Regions from separate parts of the Homo sapiens genome. Here regions 1 and 3 are each linked to region 2. Evidence: chromatin contacts called from ENCODE Hi-C or POLR2A ChIA-PET data. All regions are on one chromosome and are shown on one strand. Each heading gives the region's core, a stretch centred on a gene start or an enhancer-like site at or near the end of the contact. The rest is flanking DNA. Distances are from core to core; before and after follow the strand shown.

Region 1 (2,763 bases), core at 108-2,607, 72 kb before region 2:
GGATGAGTCTAAAGTGTCTTTTGAATGAATGAAAATGTTCTGGAATTAGATAGTGGTGATGGTTGCACTATCCTGTGAATGCACTAAAAGTCACTGAATTGTGTATTTTAAAATGGCTAAAATGGTGAATTTTATGTTATACGAATTTTACCTCAATGAAAAACAGTATAGCATGCCAACCGTGCCAGGTATCTCCCCTAGGCAGGCTCCTTAGCTGTGCTTCTAGCAAAGAGCCAGCAAGCAGCTTCTGCTGATGCCTTCCTTGGAAAAACCTGTCTGTTCTGTGGCCATGTGCCCACTTTCATACAGCTTTTGCCATGCACTGGGTCCCTTGGTGTAAGAAGAGGTGATACGGAATCCTAGGAAGGTAAATCAGATCCTTTGTGAGTTCTCAGACGGTGGTGCTGGTCAATGCACTGTTGGTGGGAAAGTCAACGAGGAGAAGCGGGGCCAAACGGCCTGAACTGTGAAGGCCTGAAGGGATAAGGCCAGGTGTCAACAGCGCATATTTCAAAAAAAGAAGTTCGAACTCAAGAAAATTTTCCCGGCCGCACACTGTGGCTCACGCTCGTAATCCCAGCACTTTGGGAGGCCGAGGCGGGGGGATCGCGAGGTCAGGAGATCGAGACTCATCCCGGCTAACACGGTGAAACCCCGTCTCTACTAAAAAAAAATTCAAAAAATTAGCCGGGGGTGGCGGCAGGCCCCTGTAGTCCCAGCTACTCGCGAGGCTGAGGCAGGAGAATGGTGTGAACCGGGGAGGCAGAGCTTGCAGTGAGCCGAGATCGAGCCACTGCACTCCAGCCTGGGCAACAGAGCGAGAGTCCATCTCAAAAAAAAAAAAAAAAAAAAGAAAAGAAAAGAAAAGAAAAAGAAAGAAAGAAAGGAAGGAAGGAAGAAAGAAAGAAAGTGAAAAAAAAGAAAAAAAAAATTTCCTGAGATGTCCTAGGCCATACAAGCACTTTTGGGGTGGGGCCCCTGGAAAAACAACATGACTTTCCACCTCTGTTAAAAGCCAAAGCCTCTGTTTTCCGTGCAGGATCGTGATCAGTTTACATACATTGTCTCTATTGATTCTTTCAGCAACTCTTTGGGATACACGTCCTCATTGTGCAAATGGGAGAATTGTTTCCTGTAAAGCTAAGTAACTAGCGTGTGATCGCAGGGCTGAGAGGTGGAGGTGTCTGTGAACAGGGCTGCTGCTTTCCGTGATCCGTGCTCTTTCTGCAATGAAGTTTGGCCGATACACGGCAAGTCGGCCACCACTGACTGCTCCGGGGCTCCTGGCAGACATTATTAATCAATCACAGCTTCTTTTCCCTCCGAGTCTGGACTTAGCTTTACCATCCTCTGCAAAACAGCCCTCGGGCAGCCACTATTAACCATAACTGGCACATCAGATGAAAAATCCTCTGCCATCCCAGGATCACACACGAGTCTGTCTCCCTCTATCTGAACTGGCATGTCCTGAATCTGCCTTTAAGCCAACAGAAGAGTCCAAGTCAATGCAAAAGACCGCTGTAGAGGATGTAGCCATTTCTTGCCAGAGGCCTAAATGAGGTGTGGTTTTAAGAGCCCGGGGAACAGTGGGCCAGTTGAAGACGAACGGACAAGTCAGGAAACTCAAAGAAGGCAGGAGACCAGGGTCCCAGCCCCCTGTCTGCTTCATCACCAGAACCGGCCAATCAGTGCCAGTAATTGGAAGGGGCACATGACCTGGGCTGGGCCAACCATAATGAATCCTGGGGCTTTGGTTGGCGTTTCGGGAATGAGGTGGGTGACTGAGCTGCAGAATGTCCACTAGGGGCTGCTGCGCCATCCTGTCACCACGAGGGGAACGAGGGGAGCATCTGACTGAGAACGGAGTCAATAGCAGGGTGAGCAAAGCCAAGGGACGGAGCAAGACCGATTCTTGGTGGCATAGCCTGCGCTCCTGAATGCAGCCATGTCTACAGTCAGCTCCCGCTGCTCTTTTTTTTTTTCTTAAGTCAGTTTGAGGTTTTATTTTGTTGTTGTTAATTGCTAATGAAAAAGTCCTTGATACTGTCATCTATTTGTCTCCCATAACTGTTCTTTGCCTTAATTTTCATTAAAAATTATGCCCTTGGCCCAGTGCAGTGGCTCACACCTGTTATCCCAGCACTTTGGGATGCTGAGGAGGGATGATTGTTTTTGAGGCCAGGGGTTTGAGACCAGCTTGGGCAACATAGTGAGGCCTGTCTCTACAAAAAGTACACACACACACACACACACACACACACACACACACAATTAGCCAGGTGTGGTGGCACACATCTGTAGGCCCAGCTGCTTGGGATGCTGAAACTGGAGGATTGCTCAAGCTCAGGAGGTCAAGGTTGCAGTGCGCCATCATTATGTTGTTGCATTCCAGCCTGGGTGACAGAGCCAGACCCTGTCTCAAGAAAATAAAAAAATGCCCTTCATCATTGTGGACTGAGCATCTCCCCCTTATCTTTACCCAAATTATTACCCCCTTCTCTGCTCTTCCTGCTGCATGCCAGCCTAAAGGACCTCCTGGGCTACCTGCTCCAGCCACCCCCACCGCCACTTCAGGTTTATGACAGGAAGCCACCAGGTGAGCCTCTCAGTGTCTTTTAGAAAACCTCCTTCTATGTCAGGAACTTTGTATTTATTACCCCATGTTCCCTATGAAGAAATCATGGCATAAGCTCCTCTGAGAGAGCAGTGCCAGGAAAATGTAGGTGCCATTATTATCCCATTTTCACAGTGGGAAGCTGGGGC
Region 2 (3,127 bases), core at 1-2,500:
CACACCTGCCCTGGGCATGCCCAGCCCCTGGTGGTGGGGGCTTCTCTGCTGAGAAGGCAAACTGAGGCAGCATGCACGGAGGCGGGGTCAGGGGAGACGAGGCCAAGCTGAGGAGGTGCTGCAGGTCCCGTCTGGCTCCAGCCCTTGTCAGATTCACCCAGGGTGAAGCCTTCAAAGCTTTTTGCTACCAAAGCCCACTCACCCTTTGAGCTACAGAACACTTTGCTAGGAGATACTCTTCTGCCTCCTAGACCTGTTCTTTCCATCTTTAGAAACATCAGTTTTTGTATGGAAGCCACCGGGAGATTTCTGGATGGTGGTGCATCCGTGAATGCGCTGATCGTTTCTTCCAGTTAGAGTCTTCATCTGTCCGACAAGTTCACTCGCCTCGGTTGCGGACCTAGGACCATTTCTCTGCAGGCCACTTACCTTCCCCTGAGTCAGGCTTACTAATGCTGCCCTCACTGCCTCTTTGCAGTAGGGGAGAGAGCAGAGAAGTACAGGTCATCTGCTGGGATCTAGTTTTCCAAGTAACATTTTGTGGTGACAGAAGCCTAAAAAAAGCTAAAATCAGGAAAGAAAAGGAAAAATACGAATTGAAAATTAAGGAAATGTTAGTAAAATAGATGAGTGTTAAACTAGATTGTATTCATTACTAGATAAAATGTATAAAGCTCTCTGTACTAAGGAGAAATGACTTTTATAACATTTTGAGAAAATAATAAAGCATTTATCTAAAGATTTGGCTCTATATTTTCTTTCAGATTTTTTTTTTTTTAAGGGGTCTTACTGTCTTGCGCAGGCTGGACTCCTGGGCTTGAGTGGTCTTCCTGAGGGCTTTGCCTCAGCTGGCCCTCACAACCACCGTGTGTGGTGGAAAGGCATTGTTCGGGAAACAGTCCCAGCTCCTCAGGACTGCAGGCACCCACACACCACTGCCGTGCCCAGCTTCTTTCAGATTTAAGTCGGTAATAACACCCAGGTGACAGAGCAATGTATTCATATGTTGAGACAGCATGAAAGAGTCCATTTTGTTTTCATGGAGGCTGGAAATTCATTACATATGGAATTCTTCTGTATTTAGTGAAGAGATGTTAATCTTTGAGAGGAGCCATTAAAAATCGGAGTCACTTTTATCCAAGGGAAACAAACAAAACACTTGAGTTATGACTCATATGTGGCAAGAGGCTGGCTGGAACCTCTTGTTGAGAAACAGACTGGGGTTGCTATGGAAACTGGTCTCACACTTCCTCACCAGAGCTCGGCCCTCCTATAGAGGCAACTTGTTTTCTGTTATTTTTTTTTTTAAATTATTTTTTGAGACAGGGAGGGTTCCACTCTTGCCCAGGCTGGGGTGCAGTGGTGTGATCCCAGCTAGTGGTGTGATCCCAGCTGACTGCAGCCTCAAGCAATCCTCTCAGCCTCCTGAGTAGCTGGGACCATGGGTATGCACCACCACGCTTGTCTTTCTGGGGTTTTGAGATGATGGCATTGCCATGTCTCTGCAGAAATAACTTCTTCAGGCATATGTCAGCTACAAGGAGGCATTATTTAAATGAAACAGTAGGTTCTGAGAAACAGAAGAGTAGGTTTGGGAAAGTTCTCACTCACGTGCTTGTAAAAAATAAAGCAAACTGCTAGCATCAGAGTGGGCAGTTAGCAGCCGCCTTTCAGAACAGGAAGCAAAATGAATGAAAAATTAATGCCTCATGTGTCAGGCATTCTATGGGCTTTGTCTCATTTGGCCCTCACAACAACTTTGTGAGGTGGACAAGTGTTATTCCCATTGTACTGATGAGGGAACAGACTCAAATCGTTGATTTACCCAACATCACAGCCAGTATGTAGCAATCTTTGGCTCAGAACTCAGGTCTCCCGTGTCAACTCAGGATGCCTCTGGCAGTGGAGCACACTGCTGCCCCTTCCACTTTTTCTAGCACATTCTGAAGATGCATGAAGCCTGAGTCATTCACTTTAAATCAAGCCAAAACAAAGTGGGCTTCAGTGTGGACTTCTGAGTGCTAGATACTGAGTTGCCCTTAAAAAAAAATTAACTTATTTTAAGCACTGAAAGCTCAGATTTCCACAAAATTCAGTTCTCAATAAATCCTATGGCTGAATTCTTTACAGACATTTTGGAAAGAATGCCAAAAAAAAAAAATCTGAAACTAAAAATAGGATGTTTGTTAAAGTCCCACACCAGAAGATAATTTAGAAATTTATTACAAAACTTTTAATAAAAAATACAATGATATTACAAATTTGGTTTTCCAAAGCTTTCAAATTTTTCTTAACATTATCTTTCGTTTTAAGAACACTTTTGAAGTCGGCAGTTATTTAAAATCCTTACTAGAAAAAAACCAAAGCCCAAGGATTTTGCATTTAGTCATCATCTAGGTATACAGCGTGTTTTCCGAAAGCATCCTTTAAGAGTTTGGAGATTTGATGAAATTGCTCATGTAATAAGCAGTTAGTGAATACTATTGAATCCTAAACCCAGATAAGTCATCTTGGGCTGGCTGTGTTTTTCATGTGAAGAAACTCATTTATAGCACAGGCACCCCAGGCCAATAGAGATGATTACAGATCTCTGGTTTCAGAAGTTCTGACCCCTTATTCAGCTACCAAATACTTAATTGCTAAAGGAATTACTCCCAGCAGGCACAAAACGGTTTCTGAATATGACAGAAAAGGTACACAAAGAATCATTTAAGACATCCTGGTTACAACATACTTTATCTTTAAAAGGGTGTGAGAGTAGTTGGGGAACTTAGAAATTCTGTGACTTAGGTGTGGGTGGATCTTATTTAGGAAGACTAAAGCTATGGACACAACACGTGAAAGAACCACTCAGAAGCAGCCCTAGGAAGCCCAGGTGCCCACATCGAAAGCACTCCCAGGTGAAAGCAGCCAGGCAGGCGTGGGCATTGTACAACCAGCCTCAGGCCTCAGTTCTTGATTGTGGTTGACGGGGCGTCACCATGAAGGAGCCCATTTAGTATAAAGCTTCCAACCTTTTCTCTTAATCGTTTCTTTAATCTTTTAAACCATCTTCAAGTGCATAGGGGAGTTTCCGATGCCAGAGGATGAAAGCAAGTGCTTTCTCCACCCTCTCCTCCCAGAGTGA
Region 3 (2,725 bases), core at 209-2,708, 88 kb before region 2:
ACAGCAGAGATGAGATCATGTGGACAGCCCACAAGGGTCTATATAGCTCTTTGCTTGGGCTATACTAAGGTGAAAGATTAGAAAGTTGCCACCTCTTATCATCTTCTCAAATAGGCCTGGAGAGTAACATCAAAGTGGCCAAAAGCAGTACCAATTTTCTAAGTGACATTGCACAAAGTATGTAATCCAAGTTACAAGAATATCTGTATTTTTTTTCATGAGAGTTAACAGAAGTATTTTAGGTGGTGGTAAACGTGGCCCATGAGTCCTTCTGTTTTTTCTGAATTGGCCTTCCTGAAAAGATGATCGCTAGTGTTCTGCAGTGCAGTGTTATCAGCAAGACACAATGTACACCCCACTTCTGGTCATTTTTAAATCTAGGCCAATGCACCTGGCATCATACCTTTTCCAACTTATAAGTGACCACTTGGACCCACTGTCCTCCGATCTTAGTTGATCTTGACTTGTTTTCACTTTATCTCATTTCTCCTATTGTGAATATTTGCTTCCCACCCTGAATTCCTCTCTCTTTCTGACTATCTCTGGATTTTGCCCTTTCCTGACACCTGGATCCTGGCTCTCCTTCTAGAAGTTTAGCCCAACTTGCTTATACCACCTTCCCCTCATTCCACCATTTCCTGGGGCCCCAACTGATGCCCAGACAGATACACCTTGGCCCTGAGCCCCTGAGCACAGAAGAGGAGACCATGTTAGGTTATAATGACATTGTGAAGAACAGGACAGACATGGTCTGCCCATCACTGCCCTTTTCTTTCTTTCTTTCTTTCTTTCTTTCTTTCTTTCTTTCTTTCTTTCTTTCTTTCTTTCTTTCTTTCTTCTTTCTTTCTTTCTTTCTTTCTTTCTTTCTTTTTCTTTCTTTTATGAGACAGAGTCTCATCTGTCACTAAGGCAGGAGTGCAGTGGCATGATCTCAGCTCACTACAACCTTTGCCTCCTGGGTTCAAGACATTCTTGTGCCTCAGCCTCCCATGTAGCTGGGATTACAGGCATGCACCACCACACCCAGCTAATTTTTTGTATTTTTAATAGAAACGGGGGTTTTACCATGTTGCCCAGGCTGGTCTCGAACTCCTGAGCTCAGGCAATCCGCCTGCCTCGGCTTCTCAAAGTGCTAGGATTAAAGGCACGAGCCACCGCACCCAGCCCATCAGTGCACTTTCAACCTCGTCTACAACATCCCATCCACCACTTCTCCTCCTCTACCACAACACCTCCAAGGACAGGAAGCTTACAACTTCCTGGGACTGTCCTTTTCACTTTCTGACAACTTTATCAGAAAGCTCCAGCTGTCAACGAGCTCTCAAGCCCTGAAGTAATCTGTTTCCTGCAGAGTGCTGATGGTGTGGTGTGAACTCCAAGGCAGCTGTCATCATACACTCATTCGCCTATCGCTGGCTGAGACTCCCGCTGGAGCATGCGACATAAGTTAATCACTTCCACTTCTCACCAGCGGGGCTCCTTGTCCTTTTTCTGCCTCTGGCCATTCATGCTCAGCAGACAACTGATAGTCACAGCACTGACTGGAACATAGGCAAGATTCCGGGCCAGCCAGATATAGCCCATTATCGCTGCAGCTACAGTGTGCAAGCTCATTGAGAAGTCAGGGAACACTTTATCAATGAGGAGGCTGTCCCAGAAGCTCTGGCGTTGGGTTTCACGTGAAGGGATGAAGGTGAAGAGAAAGGCTCCAGAGATAGCAGGGCCTGCTTATCTGAAATGCTTCCCCCAGTGAAGTCAAAGTGCCACAGCCATCTCAGGTGGAAATGAACCATAGAACGTCAGAGCTGGAAGATCTCGGAGGCTTTACAGAAGGAGAAAATGAGGCCCAACGAGAGTATCTGGATTGACCAAGGTCATATAGGGAAACCATCTAAGAGACTCAGGTCTCCTACAAGAAAAGGAAGGGCTCTTTTGTCCTTTGCAAGCTGAATCAGGGTTTGAGAGGGAAGAGAAGGGTTTTTGAAGGTCTTCATGCTTTGCATGTTTGCTTTGAAAACATACAAAAGGGTTAGTAAGGAGTCAGGAATGAGCTGTTTCCTCAGAATCCCAGTTCACAACTCTCATTACTAGATGACATCTTGAACATAACCCTGAGATCCACGTGGAAGTAAATATAAATCCACTTACTTGTTGGTTTAATCTATAAATATTTATTGAGCAGAGTCTCATTCATTCCTTTAGCAGGGCCTCTTCCCAGCTGCAGAGGTGAGCTGGGCATACAGTTCTCACTTTCATGGAACTCAGGTTCTAGCCGGTGAGATGGGCAATAAACGAACAAGCGAATATAGAAAATGAGATGGGGATACATGCTGTGAAATTTTAAAATGCAGCTTAAGGGCATAGGAAGCTCTGGGGACATGGGGTTGCCATTGATAACAGGGCAGTCAAGGAAGGTATTATGGAGACGCTGATATTGAGCAGAACTCTGAAAAAATGAGGAAGCAAGTCTCGGGGCCATCTGCAAAAAGTACTGCAGGCAGGAAAACCAATGGTGCAAAGACCCTGGGGCAGGAGTGAGCTTGTCACATTTAAGGAACATCAGGGAAACCAGGGAAGCTGGAGAAAAGGGTGCAAGAAGGAGAGGGGTCAGAGATGAGGAGGGAGGGTGGAGAGTTGGTTGGGGGCAGGTCAGGTAGGGCCTTGTGCACTGCTGTTGGGACTTTGGATTTGTTCTGAGTAGATGCAAGTCACTGAAATCTTTTTA

What was found. A loop is a pair of places that touch in the nucleus more often than their neighbours do. ChIA-PET counts read pairs that join two places held with the same protein, here RNA polymerase II (POLR2A). Pooled maps may share reads with other maps.
Region 1: a map of natural killer cell shows a loop between it and region 2 (10-fold over the local background). The contact joins two enhancer-like sites. A Hi-C loop is called at or near these places in 2 of 168 maps with a recorded cell type or tissue (endothelial cell of hepatic sinusoid and natural killer cell) and 6 of 50 pooled maps. POLR2A ChIA-PET finds 5 or more read pairs at or near these places in 2 of 52 experiments (BJ and activated CD4-positive, alpha-beta T cell).
Region 3: a loop to region 2 is called in a pooled map, with 2.1 times the contacts of the local background. The contact joins two enhancer-like sites. A Hi-C loop is called at or near these places in 4 of 50 pooled maps. POLR2A ChIA-PET finds 5 or more read pairs at or near these places in 2 of 52 experiments (AG04449 and activated CD4-positive, alpha-beta memory T cell).

What each region holds. Positions count from the first base shown.
Region 1 is chr3:14,215,390-14,218,152 of GRCh38, reverse strand. No RefSeq gene overlaps it. Among named protein-coding and RNA genes, the nearest start is that of LSM3, 38 kb to the right of the region's middle. RefSeq lists silencers at 1,610-1,689, 1,720-1,769. Within about 2 kb of position 1,357, at least 3 of the 41 ENCODE cell types and tissues checked have a DNase peak (open chromatin) inside an H3K27ac peak, as active enhancers do.
Region 2 is chr3:14,142,759-14,145,885 of GRCh38, reverse strand. TMEM43 (transmembrane protein 43) reads right to left here. Exons shown (of 12, transcript NM_024334.3): 12 at 2,206-3,127. XPC (XPC complex subunit, DNA damage recognition and repair factor) reads left to right here. Exons shown (of 16, transcript NM_004628.5): 16 at 1-739. Among named protein-coding and RNA genes, the nearest start is that of XPC-AS1, 5.2 kb to the left of the region's middle. RefSeq lists enhancers at 997-1,106, 1,452-2,139 and a silencer at 1,763-2,057. Within about 2 kb of position 1,250, at least 34 of the 41 ENCODE cell types and tissues checked have a DNase peak (open chromatin) inside an H3K27ac peak, as active enhancers do.
Region 3 is chr3:14,231,541-14,234,265 of GRCh38, reverse strand. No RefSeq gene overlaps it. Among named protein-coding and RNA genes, the nearest start is that of LSM3, 54 kb to the right of the region's middle. RefSeq lists a cis regulatory region at 1,055-1,919. Within about 2 kb of position 1,458, at least 5 of the 41 ENCODE cell types and tissues checked have a DNase peak (open chromatin) inside an H3K27ac peak, as active enhancers do.